Linked DNA regions of Homo sapiens: region 2 is linked to region 1. Evidence: read pairs that join two places in POLR2A ChIA-PET (ENCODE). Cell type or tissue: PC-3. All regions are shown on one strand. Links, peaks and the distances in the headings refer to the core of each region. The heading gives the core; the rest is flanking DNA.

Region 1 (8,345 bases), core at 87-8,086:
TCATGAGCAAATAAATTTTGGCTGTCCACTAAATACTGGGGGAGGCTGTTATGCAGCAATAGGTAACTGCTGTAGGATCTCAGTTGCAACTCTCAGTGCCAAGTTAGAACATTTCAAAAATCCATCAAATTCGCCAAAAAAGAATTTTATCAGTGGGAATAATCAAACAATCACTCCCATTAATTTGTAGATATACTTTCATATGTTTAATAGGACAAAAAGTTATGCTTAGTAGAAGGGAAAACTATTTGTTCAACATACAAAAGGGGTAATCTTTGTTTAAATATAACAATAATTTTGAATTTAGAAACAATAACTGATTTTTAGGAGGACAGAAATTGTAGGAAAGAAAATATTTTGTAGATTTCAAAAGCAGTTGGTTTAGCTTTAACATGGCTACAGCAAGTTTGTATGTATACACATACATAAACATACATAAATTTATGGTGTTATATCTTAATAAAATTAAATATATTTTTTGAAATATTTATTGATGATTTGTAGGAAAGGGGAGTTTCCTTTCAAAAAACAGTGTTTTGGAATCAGACTTATCAGCTGCCTGCATACTCACAGAGGCAGAGATAAAAAAACAAACAGATTATAGTTTTATAATAAAATAATCACTCAGTAAGAATTAGTTTTGTAGCTATCTAAGGCATGGGAAGGAGTTAGGAACAGGGAAGAACTCTTCTTGTTTTTCTAATACTTTTTAAATATTATCTCATCTATTTTAGTTGCTACTTTTAATTTCCAACACACTTTCAGCCACACATAGCTATCCTGGTTCTTCTAAGGTTAGAGTGGTAAAAAGGAAGAGCAACTCAGTAATCAGAAAAGCAAAAGTTCTAAGTCATGGGAAAAACAATTTAACTGCATTCTAAATGTACTCTATTAACGAAGTATGTTATTCCAGAACTAGGGTTGGCAAACCTTTTCTTTTCTGTGGAAGTCCAGATAGTAATCATTTTAGGCTTTGCAGATCACTTAATTATTGAACTCTGCTCTTTTAGTGCAACAATAGTAATAAATAAATGGGTGTGACTTTGTTCCAATAAAAAGCTGGATTTGGCCTGCAGATCAGTTTGAAAATCTCTATTAATACTTTAGAATAACATTTCCTTTTCTTTCTTCTTCAACTCTCTTTAACTAGAACGGTTACTTATGGAAAAATTTAATTTGCCATGGAAATTATTAGGTTTGTAACTTTGGGCAAGTTATTAAACATCTCTCTGAGTTTTCTTTTTTGCCAAATGGAAATAAAAACTAGTACCTTAAAGCAGCAGTTCCTAACCTTTTTGGCACCAGAGACTGGTTTCGTGGAAGACAATTTTTCCACGGACTGGTGGGGTGATAGTTTTGAGATGATTCAAGCACGTCACATTTATTGTGCACTTTATTCCTATTATAATTACATTGTAATATATAATGAAATAATTACACAACTCACCATAATGTAGAATCAATGGGAGCCCTAAGCTTGTTTTCCTGCAATTAGAGAATCCCATCTGGGGGTGATGGGAGACAGTGATAGATCATCAGGCATTTGATTCTCATAATGAGTATGTAACCTGGATCCCTCACATGTGCAGTTCACAATAGAGTTTGCACTCCTATGAGAATCTAATGCCACAACTGATCTGACAGAGCTCGGGCATACTGCAAGTGATGGGAAGTGGTTGTAAATACAGACGAAGCTTCGTTTGCTTGCCTGACGCTCACCTCCTGTTGTGAGGCCCAGTTCCTAACAGACCATGGACCAATACCAATCTGTGAACTGGGGGTTGGGGTCCCCTGCCTTAAAGTATGTTGAAAGGATTCAGTAATTGAGTCATATATAAGGCACCCAGAAAAATACTCAGCAAACTGGTAGACCTCAATAAAGAATTCCCCCTTCATGAAACAGTAAAGCTTACTTGAGTACGTTATAAAATTTCCTTTTTGTATTTGATCTTTACTTACCAGCATACTCATTGATCCTACAGCAATGGGTTTATCCTTCAATTCTGGATTGTCCCTCATTTCTACAGCTGCATAGAAAGCATCCATGTCAATGTGCACTATGGTATTGCTCAAATTTCGGCTTTGTTCTAATTCCATTGCAAATCTGTCAACCTTAATTTTTTAAAAAAGTTAACATACTTTTAGACAACATAATATTGAAACACCATTAACCACAACATTAATCTTAATTTATTAAGTGTCTATCAGTCTCTGTCCACACACCCATTCATCCATCCATCCATCCATTCATCCATCCACCCATCCACTTACTTATGGGTGTGTATTTTGTTGTTCATGGGTGTTTATGGGTTTATATTTTATTATTGTTTATAAGTGTTTATCTATGTATATTGTATTGTTTTTTAAATTAAAATTGGTAATTGCTTTTATTTTCATAGAGACAGCCTATCCTCAAATATAATTCCCTACTAACCCTTTCATCTCTCCATACCCTTAGGCACATAACAGGAACTTAATATTTAATGAATGAATGATCTAATCCAACTGCTTTTATCAAATGATTCTACTGCTTTATAAATTTGGAGTCCAACTCACTATAACTAAAAGCTTCAATGTAAGTAAAATAAACAACTGACATTTGATTCATAATAATAATGTCTTAAAAAAGCAACAAAGGAAATATACAACAAAATATAGTACCTCTTTGGCATATGATGTTTATGCTGAACAGGAAGGTACAACTGAAGATACTGTAGCATAATGTAAATGTTCCTCTGTAGAATTGCTTTTATAATGTTAAAATTTGATGTTAATCTATACAAGTAAAATTTAAAACCCAAGCTGTAATTTATTCTTCATGAACTTTAATATATATGTCAAATACAATAGTGAAGATTCTTAATCTTTAAAGAATTTTAGTTTCTTCAGAGAAAACTAACAACTTAGTTTTACAACGAGAAAGAAATGAAAGGGGGTAGAAATAAACAAAGGAAGCAAGTAAGAAAAGTGATTTTGCAGCAGACATACTCATTTCTAACTTCCATTTTTGTGGCCGGCCTCCACTATCAAGGCAAGAAAGGCTAAATACTCACTTTCCCAGCTTACCCTGCAGCTGGAGGTGGCTGTGTAATAGTTGTGATCTATGCAACATAGGGAAGTTACCAAGACCATTAAAGTAAAAATCATAAGAAAGCTATTAAATAAGCTGGAAAATATACAGAACATAGAACAGTACCTGGTACATGGCACAAGTTCAATAAATACATCTATTACTAAAAGGATCAATGGATAGCTGCATAATAAAACATTAAAAACTGAGAGAAAAACAGCCAGCAATGAGCAAGTGGGGTCATCTATGGAACGTGGAGTTCCCTCTAGCAAGTTTTCTCAAAGGTGGAGAGCTATAGGTGTATATGTGGCTTTTTCCCTCATGTTGTACTCCAGCTTTGCCTCCACTCTGCAGAATTTTTTTTATGTCCTTCCTTCTTAGTCTTACTGTGACACTAGCTGCCCACTAGTCGCAGGTTAAAACTATAACTCCTCTTTTAGAAGCAATCACCCTGACTCATGTTTGTCTACAGGAGGTACAGTGAAATCTGTAGGAGGCTTCCCCTTGTTTAGGCTACAGCTCACTGAATGACCTGGGTTGCTCTATGCCTTCCTCAGGCTGTTCCTCTGTCTAGAGTGCCTTTCCAAGCTCTGTCACAAGCCTTCAAGGATCAGCTGAAATATCTCTTCGTATCTTAATGGAATGTCTGTCCTCTGTGCCACAGAATTTAATGTTCCTTGCTTTCCTGCTCTTGCATGGCACTTACTGTATTAGATACTAAATTGTCAGTTCCTTCAGGAGAAAGACCTTATCTGATTTCAAATTATTTTCTCACAAGAGAGACGGGGAGGGGAGACTAGAAGGAGAAAAATAATGAATTTATAGCAGTATATTAAAGTTGGTTTAAAAAGTGAAAGGAGTACTAGTAGAAAAATCTTGAAGAAGGCTAACTTCTTACAGTAAAATCCCATACCTAATAAATGGAACCTTTCAATATTACCAAAATTTAACATGCTAATTAAAACCTACTTCTTTTAGTACCTCAATTCTGAACCAGAGAATAGCACCATGACCACATATAAACAAATTATGGAGATTAACAAAAACAAATGTAAACTAAAAACTACTCTATTTTAATCCAGAAAATATACCTAAGAAATAACAGTCAAATGAGAATAAGAAAGTGGCATCTGAAATACTTGGACATGGAATCATCTAGAAAAGAAAAAGATAATAAATAGAAAGCAAGTCAAATGGGAAAAAATTCTCCTCAGACTCATATATTAATGCTATAATAATGTCTTCAGCAAGCTATTCTCTTTTTTTGTGCTTAAAGCAAGTGTAGTTGCCAAAAGGAAACCTCTCCACTGCATGACTCATACATTCCACTTTCCTTTACTATCTCTCATTAGTCACCCTTGTCTGAACTCTTTTCTTTCTACATCAACCAGATGCATGCCACTACTGCTTTTAAAAGTTTCTTCAACTGAAATCCCCATTCATATTGTCCTTTCTTCCATTTTCCAATGACTTTCAAGTTCTGATCTGAGTCTCCAACATGCACGTTGTTCCTTTTGCTACTGCTCAAAACTGGTGTGTGTCACACTCGTTAAGAATAACGGCTTCGGGGATTCCCGGGTAAGATGGCTGCAGCTCCCAGTGAGACCAAGGCAGAAGGCAGGTGATTTCTGCATTTCCAACTGAGGTACCCGGCTCACCTCACTGGGACTGATTAGAAAGTGGGTGCAGGCCACGAAAGGCTAGGAGAAGCAGGGTGGGGTGTCACCTCACCTGGGAAGCACAAGGGGTCTGGGAACTCCCTCCCCTAGCCAAGGGAAGCCGTGAGGGACTGTGCCGTTGGTGAGGGATGGTGCTATCCAGCCTAGATATTACGCTTTTCCCACTGTCTTCACAACCTGGAGACCAGGAGATTTCACGGGGTGCCTACACAACCAGGGCCCTGGGTTTCAAGCACAAAACTGGGCGGCCATTTGGGCAGACACTGAGCTAGCTGCAGGAGTTTTTTTTCATACCCCAGTGGTGCCTGAACGCCAGAGAGACAGAACCGTTCATTCCCTGGGAAACGGGGCTGAAGCCAGGGAGCTGAGTGGTCTGGCTCAGCGGATCCCACGCCCACGGAGCCCAGCAAGCTAAGATCCACTGGCTTGAAATTCTCGCTGCTGGCAGAGCAGTCTGAAGTTGACCTGGGACACTCCAGCTTGGTGAAGGGAGGTGCGTCATCCATTACTGAGGCCTGAGTAGGTGGTTTTCCCCTCACAGTGTAAACAAACCCAGTGGGAAGTTCGAACTGGGTGGAACCCACCACAGCTTGGCAAGGCCACTGTAGCCAGACTGCCTTCCTAGATTCCTCCTCTCTGGGCAGGGCATCTCTGAAAGAAAGGCCACAACCCCAGTCAGGGGCTTATTGATAAAACTCCCATCTCCCTAGGACAGAGCACCAGGGGAAAGGGGCAGTTGTGGGCACAGCTTCAGCAGACTTAAACATTCCTGCCTGCTGGCTCTGAAGAGAGCAGCGGATCGCCCAGCACAGCGCTCAAGCTCTGCTAAGGAACAGACTGCCTCCTCAAGTGGGTGCCTGACCCCAATGCCTCCTGATGGCAGGGGTTGACAGACACCTCATACAGGAGAGCTCCAGCTGGCATCTGATGGTGCCCCTCTGGGATGAAGCTTCCAGAGGAAGGAACAGGCAGCAATCTTTGCTGTTCTGCAGCCTCCACTGGTGATACCCAGGCAAACAGGGTCTGGAGTAGACCTCCAGCAAACTCCAGCAGAACTTCAGAAGAGGGTCCTGCTAGAAGGAAAAATAACAAACAGAAAGCAACAGCATCAACATCAACAAAGAGGATAACCACGCAAAAACGCCATTCAAAGGTTACCAAAATCAAACACTAAAGGTAGATAAATCCACAAAGATGAGGAAAAAACAGTGCAAAAAGGCTGAAAATTCCAAATAACAGAACACCTCTGTTCCTCCAAAGAATCCCAACTTCATGCCAGCAAGGGAACAAAACTGGATGGAGAATGAGTTTGACAAATTGACAGAAGTAGGCTTCAGAAGGTGGGTAATAACAAAGTCCTCCGAGCTAAAGGAGCATATTCTAACCCAACACAAGGAAGCTAAGAACCTTGATAAAAGGTTACAGGAACTGCTAACTAGAATAACCAGTTTAGAGAAGAACATAAATGACCTGATGGAGCTGAAAAACACAGCACAAGAACTTCGGGAAGCATACACAAGTATCAATAGCTGAATTGATCAAGCGGAAGAAAGGATATCAGAGACTGAAGATCAACTTAATGAAATAAAACATGAAGACAAGGTTAGAGAAAAAAGAATAAAAGGAACAAACAAAGCCTCTTAGAAATATGGGACTATGTGAAAAGACCAAACCTACATTTGATTGGTGAAACTAAAACTGACAAGAAGAATGGAACCAAGTTGGAAAACACTCTTCAGGATATTATCCAGGAGAACTTCCCCAACCTAGCAAGAAACGCCAACACTCAAATTCAGGAAATACAAAGAAAAACACAAGATACTCCTCGAGAAGAGCAACCCCAAGACACATAATCATCAGATTCACCAAGGTTGAAATGAAGGAAAAAATGTTAAGGGCAGCCAGAGAGAAAGGTCAGGTTACAAAGGGAAGTCCATCAGAATAACGGCAGATCTCTCTGCAGAAACCCTACAAGCCAGAACAGAGTGGGGGCCAACATTCAACATTCTTAAAGAATTTTCAACCCAGAATTTCATATCCAGCTAAATTAAGCTTCATAAGTGAAGGAGAAATAAAATCCTTTACAGACAAGCAAATGCTGAGGAATTCTGTCACCACCAGGCCTGCCTTACAAGAGCTCCTGAAGGAAGCACTGAATATGGAAAGGAAAAACCGGTACCAGGCACTGCAAAAGCATACCAAAATGTAAAGACCACTGACACTTGAAGAACCTGTATCAACTAATGGGCAAAATAACCAGCTAGCATCATTATGACAGGATCAAAATAAATGCCCCAATTAAAAGACACAGACTGGCAAATTGGATAAAGAGTCAAGACCCATCAGTGTGCTCTATTCAGGAGACCCATCCCATGTGCAAAGACACACAACGGCTCAAAATAAAGACATGGAGGAAGATTTACCAAACAAAAAAGAAAGGAAAGAAAGAAAAGAAAGAAAGAAAGAAAGAAGAAAAAAAAGCAGGGGTTGCAATCCCAGTCTCCGATAAAACAGATTTTAAACCAACAAAGATGAAAAGAGACAAAGAAGGGCATTACATAATGGTAAAGGGATCAATGTAACAAGAAGAGCTAACTATCCTAAACATATATGCACCCAATGCAGTAGCACCCAGATTCATAAAGCAAGTTCTTAGAGACCTACAAAGAGACTTAGACTCCCACACAATAACAGTGGGAGACTTTAACACCCCACTGTCAACATTAGACAGATCAACGAGACAGAAAATTAACATGGATATTCAGGACTTGAACTCAGCTCTGGACCAAGCAGACCTAATAGACATCTACAGAACTTTCCACCCCAAATCAACAGGATATACATTCTTCTCAGCAACACATCGCAATTATTCTAAAATTGACCACATAATTGGAAGTAAAACACTCCTCAGCAAATGCAAAAGAACAGAAATCATAACAGTCTCTCAGACCACAGCGCAATCAAATTAGAACTCAGGATTAAGAAACTCACTCAAAATTGCACAACTACGTGGAAACTGAACAACCTGCTCATGAATGACTCCTGGATAAATATGAAATTAAGGCAGAAATAAGTAAGTTCTTTGAAATCAATAAGAGAACAAAGACACAATGTACCAGAATCTCTGGGACACAGCTAAAGCAGTGTTTAGAGGTAAATTTATAGCACTAAATGCCCATAGGAGAAAGCAGGAACGATCTAAAATCAACACCCTAACATCACAATTAAAATAATTAGAAAAGCAAGAGCAAACAAATTCAACAGCTAGCAGAAGACAAGAAATAACTGAGATCAGAGCAAAACTGAAGGAGATAGAGACACGAAAATCCCTTAAAAAAATCAATGAGTTCAGGAGCTGGTTTTTTTGAAAAGATTAACAAAATAAGCAGACTGCTAGCCAGACTACCAACCAAAAAAAAGTCCAGGACCAGACAGATTCACAGCCAGATACAGTGGCTCACGTCTGTAATCCCAGCACTTTGGGAGGCTGAAGCGGGCAGATCACCTGCGGTTGGGAGTTCAAGACCAGCCTGACCAACATGGAGAAACCCCACCTCTACTAAAAACACAACAATTCACAGCTGAATTCTACCAGA
Region 2 (8,345 bases), core at 294-8,293, 110 kb after region 1:
CATCTAATTTTGGCCTCTATCCTACATTTGTTTCTTTCTAATAATTACTTCTCAGCACCAAAACAAGGAAAATGAGACCAGTGAGGAACTTACCTCAATCACAAAATTTAAGGAAGCAAGAAAAAACTCAATAATCAAGATAAATATTTTATTGCAATATTTTTTAAAAGGACTAAATTACTGTATAATGAGCAAAATATCAAAATTTTTAATAAAGACAGGATTGATTGTTACTGAATGAAACAATCTGTTAGAAGTTTGGGGCACATATGTGTGTGTAATATAGTGATGTGAGCTTTATTGCATAATACATCCTCTTAACCAAATCTGTCATTTCCTTTGCCCTGTAGACTCATCTTCTCTCGTTTTTTTTTTTTTTTTCACTTTGTTGAGATGTAAAACTTTTGTGTTATTCACAGACTTTCTATACCACTTACAATTCATGCTTTTCTCTTCTGTGCCACCTATGCTCCAGATCATAGATGGTAGAAATGGCTCCCTTGTCTGCATAAGAAGGTGTTTGCCAGAGAAAATGGTGAATTATGAGCTATATGTTCTTTTATTTTTCTAAAACTTTAATAAGTATATTTAACACATTACAAAATGTAAAACATTTTAAGAAATACTGGCTGGAAATATAATGGGAATTATCATGGAGTAAAAGTTTAAAACTCCTGGGCTACTTACAGCAATAGACTGATCATCTGCTTTACTTTATTTGGTTCTTTAGATTAGCATTTCCCAATCTTTTTGGCACCAGGGACCAGTTTCATGAAAGACAATTTTTCCATGTAGTGGGTGACGGGGGATGGCTTTGGGATGAAACTCTTCCACCTCAGATCATCAACCATTAGATTCTCATAAGGAGCGAACAACCTAGATCCTTTGTATACACAGTTCGTTGTAGGGTTTGTGCTCCTATGAGGATCTAATGCCGCTGCTGATCTGACAGGAGGCAGAGCTCAGGTGGTAATGCTTGCTTGCCTGCTGCTTACTGCCTGCTGTGCGGCCCAGTTACTAACAGCCCATGGACTGGCACGGGTTTGTGACCTAGAGTCTGGGGACTCCTGCTTTACATAGCATATGTTTCATTTCCTCCAAGAAGCTATTCTCAGTAATTAGACTTGATTCTTAACATGCCTGGATATTTATAATTCAGTTAAATTTATGATCATTATTTATGAATGTTGGACGTTATCGCTTATGTCTTTCTGTATTTATAATTACTGAAGCAGGATATGCATTGTTTTTCCCTTTTGCTTCTTTCTAGCACACTCTACTTCTCATTTGTAGGTTTATTATTGTCCAGCACATACTGATTCAGGAAATTTAACTTGAATCCTTTAATCAGTCAGAACCATGATTTCTTATCTTAAGTTGTTTCATAGCCTAAAGAAAATGGTAGAGTTAGTTTATATTGTGTTTGCTAAATAAACTGATGAGATAAAAGGTGGATGTTGTTAAGGGAGGGAGAGAATAAACAATAAACCCTGGGAGGAGTACAGGATGTAAATTGTGTTAAGCAAATAAGTTCACTGTCGTGTTGCCCAGAGCGGATTCTTTTCCCTCCAAGGTTAAGAATCTTTTTAGGAGAGGATATTGATTGACTCTCTCTACTGTATCTGGTGGAAAAAGAGGTGGTAAATGTGATGTATTCCTGTCATATTTTAATTCATTTATTGAGATTAAAAACAAGGATGTAAAACATTCATTTTTTATATTCTTGAGTCAAGAGCACTGAATCAAAAAGTTGACATTTTCACTAAATGTTTACACCTTAATGCGGAGTTTTCTCTAGATAGCTCATGTAGATCTTATGTAATATTCATTTTATTTTTTTCCTTTAGCTGGAAGTGCTCCTGGTTGTTACTATCAAAGACATGTAAAAGCCTAGAAGTTAATTTTAGATACTTAAAGGGAAATGTTAACATTTTTATCTTGCTTTGTTAAATTTCATAAGATTTGATAAATGAGATATCAAGAATATTTAATGAAATAAAATTATTAATGGGCATTTACTTTTGAATAATGGAGTAAGAAAAAAGTAGTAAATGTCTACTCTAAAACTTATTTTGGCCTTAAAAAATATATATGCTTTTAGCTCGGCACAATAGCTTGTGCCTGTAACCCCAGCAACATGAGAGGCCAAGGTGGGAGGATTGTTTAAGGCCAGGAGTTCGAGACCAGCCTGGGCAACATAGCAAGGCTCCATCTTTTTTTTTTTTTTTTTTTTTTTTTTTGAGACGGAGGACTCACTCTGTCACCCAGGCTGGAGAGCAGTGGCGCAATCTCGGCTCACTGAAACCTCGGCCTCCCGGGTTTAAGCAATTCTCTGCCTCAGCCTCCCAAGTAGCTGGGATTACAGGTGCCCACCACCACGCCCAGCTGATTTTTGTATTTTTAGTAGAGACAGGATTTCACCATCTTGGCCAGGCTGGTCTTGAACTCCTGACCTCGTGACCCACCTGCCTTGGCCTTCCAAAGTGCTGGGATTACATGCATGAGCCACCGTGCCCAGCCAGCAAGCCTACATTTTTAAAAAATTTTAAAAATTAGCAGGGCATGGTGGTATGTGCCAGTAGTCCCAGTTGGGAGGCATGAGGATCACCTGAACCCAGGAGTTCAAGGCTGGAGTGAGGCTGTGTTCATGCCATTGCACTCCAACCTGGGCAATAGAGCAAGACCCTCACCTCAAAAATAAATAAAAATAAAAGTTATCCTTTTGGTGGTGTTCTCACTAGTTAACTCAAAGCATTTGATGAAAAATATCAGCTCTGTTTTAGAAATAGATGTTTGTAGCATATGTGACAACTCATTTGTAAGAGTAGTGAGTGAAATTTGGCTTTTGGTAACTGTGCCTTTGTACATTCTTATCTTCAGACAAGTTATTTGAGCAGAAAAATAAAAAGTAACAAGTCTCCCACCAGCACAGAATGAGTATGTTCATGTTTTGGCTTTGGGGTGTAACACTTCTAAGGATATAATTAGCTTTGCTTTTCATTTTCTACTTTTTCTCCACAGCCTCACGATTTTGATGAATGTCGATTTGATATTAGTGTAAATGATAGTGTTTGGTATCTTCGTGCTCAGGATCCAGATCATAGACAGCAATGGATAGATGCCATTGAACAGCACAAGGTAAGATCCCTAATGTTTACCTGTCCATGGAGGACTAGGTAAGAGATTGTTGACAATACCTTAAAAAAAAAGTTGACATGTGACATTAGTTACTGAAACATTGAACATTATTTGGATGATAAAGATTAAAGCAGTTCATATGTAAATTTTTGAAATAATTTTTATTTTTAACACTTTAGTTGTACTAAGGGTATTTGCTATGATAAATATTACTCGGCTGGGCATGGTGGCTCACGCCTGTATTCCCAGCACTTTGGGAGGCCGAGGCAGGTGGATCAGCTGAGGTCAGGAGCAATACCAGCCTGGCCAGCATGGTGAAATCCCTTTTCTACTAAAAATACAAAAATTAGCCGTGCTTAGTGGTGAGCACCTGTAATCCCACCTACTCAGGAGGCTGAGGCAGTAGAACCGCTTGAATCCGGGAGGCAGAGGTTGCGGTAAGCCAAGATTGGGCTACTGCACTCCAGCCTGGGCAACAGAGCAAGACTCCATCTCAAAAAAAAAAAAGATAAATATTTTTCATTGTTAACTACATCAAAAATATACCCTTTTTCATAAAACACATTTCGATTTTTTATTTAGGTTTTGCTTCATAATAAATACCTTTTTAATGATCTAAATAAAAGGATTTTTGAAATAACATTGGATTATAAAACCCCAACTTATAAAAGTTTCAATGTTGATTTTTGTTATAACTTTTTGGGTAAATTCTTAGTACGAACATTTGTAAATCAGTTATTCTTTGTAAATGTGAGGCTATCTAATGATAAACCTATAGAAAGTCTTTTTTATATAAATATATAAGGTACATTCATATAATTTAAGCTAGTCTTTGACTTCTGTTAATAAATATTAAGTAGACTAAAGAAATACATTAATAAATCTGTATTATTAGCTAATTCAGTAATACCATGATAAAACAGAGAACGTTCTAAATCCACCATGTCATTCTTGAGTATGACTTAAGAGAAGTTTTGCTTGTTTACGTACTTGCCTATACTTGTTCGTTTGAGTTTCACAAAGTTGTAGTTGAAACACCTGTTTTGGTTATTTCTAACAGGCACAAAACACACACACACATACCACACACACACACACACACACATTTTTAACAGGCACAAAACACACACACACACACCACACACACACACACACGCGCGCCTATACCCATACACCCAAGAAAAACCAGTCTGGCTTGAGAAAGAAAAGCTAACACGATTGATAAAGAAGTATGCGATTGTGAAATCTCAGGCACTGTTTTGGGTATTTTTAACAAGCACAAAACACACACACACACCCCTACACCCACACACCCAAGAAAAACCAGTCTCACCTGAGATTTCACAATTGCATACTTCTTTATCAATCGTATTAGCTTTTCTTTCTTGGTTTATTGATTTAAGATTTCTCCCAGCCTAAATAAAATTGACTATGTTACCTTTCTTTTTTTTCTTTGTTTTAGCTTTAGGACTATATATTTAAACTTTAGTGTTAAGTTTTTAAAACATTTTCTAAGTCTTAGTTATCTTGGTAATGTTACTTCAGAAAAGTCTAAATATGGAAAAAAATTATTGTTTTTCTATTATTTAAAAGAGAAATGAGCTACTATTCAAAAAATCTCAATGCTCTGGAGCCAGGCCATGCATGCAGCCTCTGCCATGTATGACATATGTGAGCTTGGCTGTGTTAATTAACCTCTTCTTAGTGTTTATTCTCAGCTGCCATGTTGGTACTTCTGCTCAAAGTAGTAGTAAGACATAAATGAGATAATATGCAAAGTTACTTACCAGAATGACTGATGTATTTCCCCATTTATGGCATATAGGAAAAGCAAGAGACTTGGAGTCTCAACTAAATTCACTAAATTATACCATCTTGTTTCTGGATGAAGAGTTTTACGTTAGGTGAGAGAAGCTAAATGTGCATATAAGGAGAACAGCCTGTTTCATGTTATTTAATCAGGGCCAGCCGTCTCACTAGTGATTAAAGATGTTATTAAGTAGAATTAATTTCTATATTTTTAATGGAGATGACCTTTAAGGGCTTAATCAGTTGATTTTTATTACAGGGCAAGTTTTTTTCTGTTTTAATTAAACATATTTTATTTTGCTCACTTTTCTCTGTTAAGTCCAATGACAGTTCCTTTGCAAGGTTCCCGTTTTGTGTTTTCTTCCTTTAGTGAAGATTAATGCACGAAGTATATATTTCTCCTTTAGTGTTGATTTCTTTACATCTTTGAACAATGGATAGATTTAATCTTTGGGTCTCTCTCAGAGCAGTGGGACTTAAGCTGAGATAACAAATTTTGAGTGATTTTTAGTTCCTGAAAAAAATACTCAACTGCAGGGTTGTGATGCATTGTACAAGTTTGCCCTTTCTTTTTTTTTTTTTTTTTTTTTTTGAGATGAGGTCACTTTGTCACCCAGCATGGAGTGTGATCTCGGCTCACTTCAGCCTCTGCCTCCTCGGTTCAAACGATCCTCTCACCTTAGCCTCCCAAGTAGCTGGGACTACAGGCATGCACCACCGTGCCTGGCTAATTAATTTTTTGTATTTTTGGTAGAGACACGGTTTCGCCATGTTGCCCAGGCTGATCTTGAACCCCTGAACTCAAGTGATCTGCCCATGCCAGCTTCCCAAAATGCTGGGATTACAGGTGTCAGCCTCTGCAGCCAGCCACCCTTTCTTATTTTTAAAGATAGTTTATTTGTAGACTAGGAGAAATCATTGTTAATTGTTGTTAATATTATTTAATGTACTAAAGTAAAATATGTGATGTATGCCAACTGAGCAGCCTATCAGTGAATATTTAAGTGAATTCATATTTAGAATATGAATTCTAAAAGTAAATTGTTGAGTTATTTAACATGTAAGAAGGAGAAATTTCAAATGTTGTCATTGTTTTTTTTCCTCCCATAGACCAGGGCTAGTGAGATGTTTCTTGATTCATTCTTCAGTATCATTAAGGAATATTGATTGTGGAAGCTAAGTTTAGTAATTTTACTATTTAAGTATGCATTATCGTCTTGATCCTCTATATAAAACTGTACAGGCATAATGATGATAATGATAGGAGCTAACACTTATTGAGGATCACCAAGTACTAATCATTGTATTAAGTGCTTTATGTGTTTTATTTTCTCCCTACTATCCTGAAAAATAAAGTAGTATTTTGCAGAAGAGGAAACAGGTTTAGATTAAAATTAAGTAATTTGCCTGAGACTGTACTGTCTTTTAGTTTGTGATTTCTGAGTATTCAATTTTGTGTTAATTCTCTTGTCTGTCTGTTACCATTAGTAAACGGACTGTTTATGAACAATTCCCATGAGCTAACCTCCTGCAAATTGTGGTGTATAATCTGAGTTCTCCTACTATACCTATGCAAGATAAATATGAACTCATTTTTCTTTTCGCCCGTGGATTGTCAAACAGGACAGTATATTATATTGGTAACTGTTTCAGTAGCGGATTTCAGACTCCAGAGTCTGGCAAATGTGGATTTGAATCCTGGCACTACTATGTATTAGACTAGTGCAAAAGTAACTGTGATTTTGGACCATGATTTTTTAAATCATTTTAACTAGGCTCAAACACATCTTTATTAATCAAAATAGGAACCATTACAATCAACACATTTTTACCAATAAGAAATAAGTTTGTTTATTCCTGTAGCATAAAAATCTGTGCTTCGGGATTCTACAAACTCTTGGAAAGCATTTTCTGCATCCTGCTGGTTGTGGAAGCATTTTCCCTGCAAAAAGTTGTCAAGATGCTTGAAGAAGTGGTAGTCAGTTGGCAAGAGGTCAGGTGAATATGGCGGATGAGGCAAAACTTTGTAGCCCAGTTTGTTCAACTTTTGAAACATTGGTTGTGCAATGTGCAGTCAAGACATTGTGAAGAAGAATTGGGCCCTTTCTGTTGACCAGTGCTGGCTGTAGGCATTGCATCGCATCTATTTGCTGAACATACTTTTCAGATGTAATGGTTTCACCGGGATTCAGAAAGCTGTAGTGGTTCAGACCGGCAGCAGACCACCAAACAGTGACCATGACCTTTTTTTGGTGCAAGTTTGGCTTTGGGAAGTGCTTTGGAACTTCTTCTTGGTCCAGCCACTGAGCTGGTCGTCACCAGTTGCTGTATAAAATCCACTTTTCGTCACATGTCACAATCCGATCAAGAAATGGTTCTTTATTGTTGTGTAGAATAAGAGAAGATGACACTTCAAAACTTGCGATTTTTAAAATTTTCACTCAGCTCATGAGGCATCCACTTAATTGAGTTTTTTCACCTTTCCAATTTGCTTCAAATCCCAAACAACTGTAGAATGGTCGACATTGAGTTCTTCGGCAACTTCTTGTGTAGTTGTAAGAGGATCAGCTTCCATGATTGGTCTTAGTTGGTCGTTGTCAACTTCAGATGGCCAGCCACTACTCTTCTCATCTTGAAGGCTCTCATCTCCTTTGCAAACTTCTTGAAACACCACCGCACTGTATGTTCGTTAGCAGTTCCTGGGCCAAATGCATTGTTGATGTTGCAGGTTGTCTCTGCTGCTTTATGACCCATTTTGCACTCAAATAAGAAAATCTTTTGAATTTGCTTTATTTGCTTTTTGTCTGACATCATTTTTGTAGTCTAAAATAGATATAAACAGCAAGTAATAAGTCATTAGCAAAAAACAAAGCAAGAAATGCACATTAAAATAATGTATAATATAACCACATTTATTTAAGAATGTAATCCAATATCAAACGGCAAATTTCAACAATGCAAAAACTGCATTAGCACCAACTAATACTAGCTAAGTGGCCTTGGTAAGTTATTGAAAGGAGGAAAATAATGATAGTTTACGGTATGTGTTACCATACCCTCAGCACCCCCACACCTTAACAAAAATAAGCAACAAAATAACCTATCCATGATAAAACAATAGTATTATACTTTGCGGTTAGCCTGGGCACCCATAATTCCAGCTTATTCAGTTCATTTCACAGTTACTTCATCAGTGCACCACTTGCCATTAGTAGACCTGTATTTTTCTGTTCTGATGCCATTGGATGGGCTTTTGTTAGGGCTTACCTGGAAGGTTTTAGTTATTTTCAACATCTGGAGGAAGAGGTCGGGGGTTTCTTTTCCATCCTTCCCAGAAGACCCTTATGCTGATTATAAATTCTTTGTATTGATCTGTTTCACACATGCACATTCACGCA

What was found. ChIA-PET counts read pairs that join two places held together with the same protein. Peaks named below come from ENCODE experiments on the same cell type or tissue, not always from the same donor. Only the 100,000 strongest peaks of a DNase experiment are listed, where the experiment ranks them.
Region 2: POLR2A ChIA-PET joins it to region 1 with 12 read pairs; 2 of 35 experiments call an interaction of 5 or more read pairs at or near these places.

Annotation. Positions count from the first base shown.
Region 1 is chr5:75,563,107-75,571,451 of GRCh38, reverse strand. It overlaps POLK (DNA polymerase kappa), which reads right to left. Exons shown (of 15, transcript NM_016218.6): 4 at 1,960-2,112. Among named protein-coding and RNA genes, the nearest start is that of ANKDD1B, 44 kb to the left of the region's middle. RefSeq lists enhancers at 4,399-4,478, 4,499-4,718, 4,673-5,872. In PC-3, for the core only: no CTCF peak of the experiment used is centred there; DNase peaks (open chromatin) are centred at 3,541, 4,401 and 5,271; H3K4me3 peaks cover 1,862 bases; H3K27ac peaks cover 3,198 bases.
Region 2 is chr5:75,453,858-75,462,202 of GRCh38, reverse strand. It overlaps CERT1 (ceramide transporter 1), which reads left to right. Exons shown (of 17, transcript NM_001379029.1): 3 at 3,022-3,138. Among named protein-coding and RNA genes, the nearest start is that of CERT1, 54 kb to the left of the region's middle. In PC-3, for the core only: no CTCF peak of the experiment used is centred there; no DNase peak of the experiment used is centred there.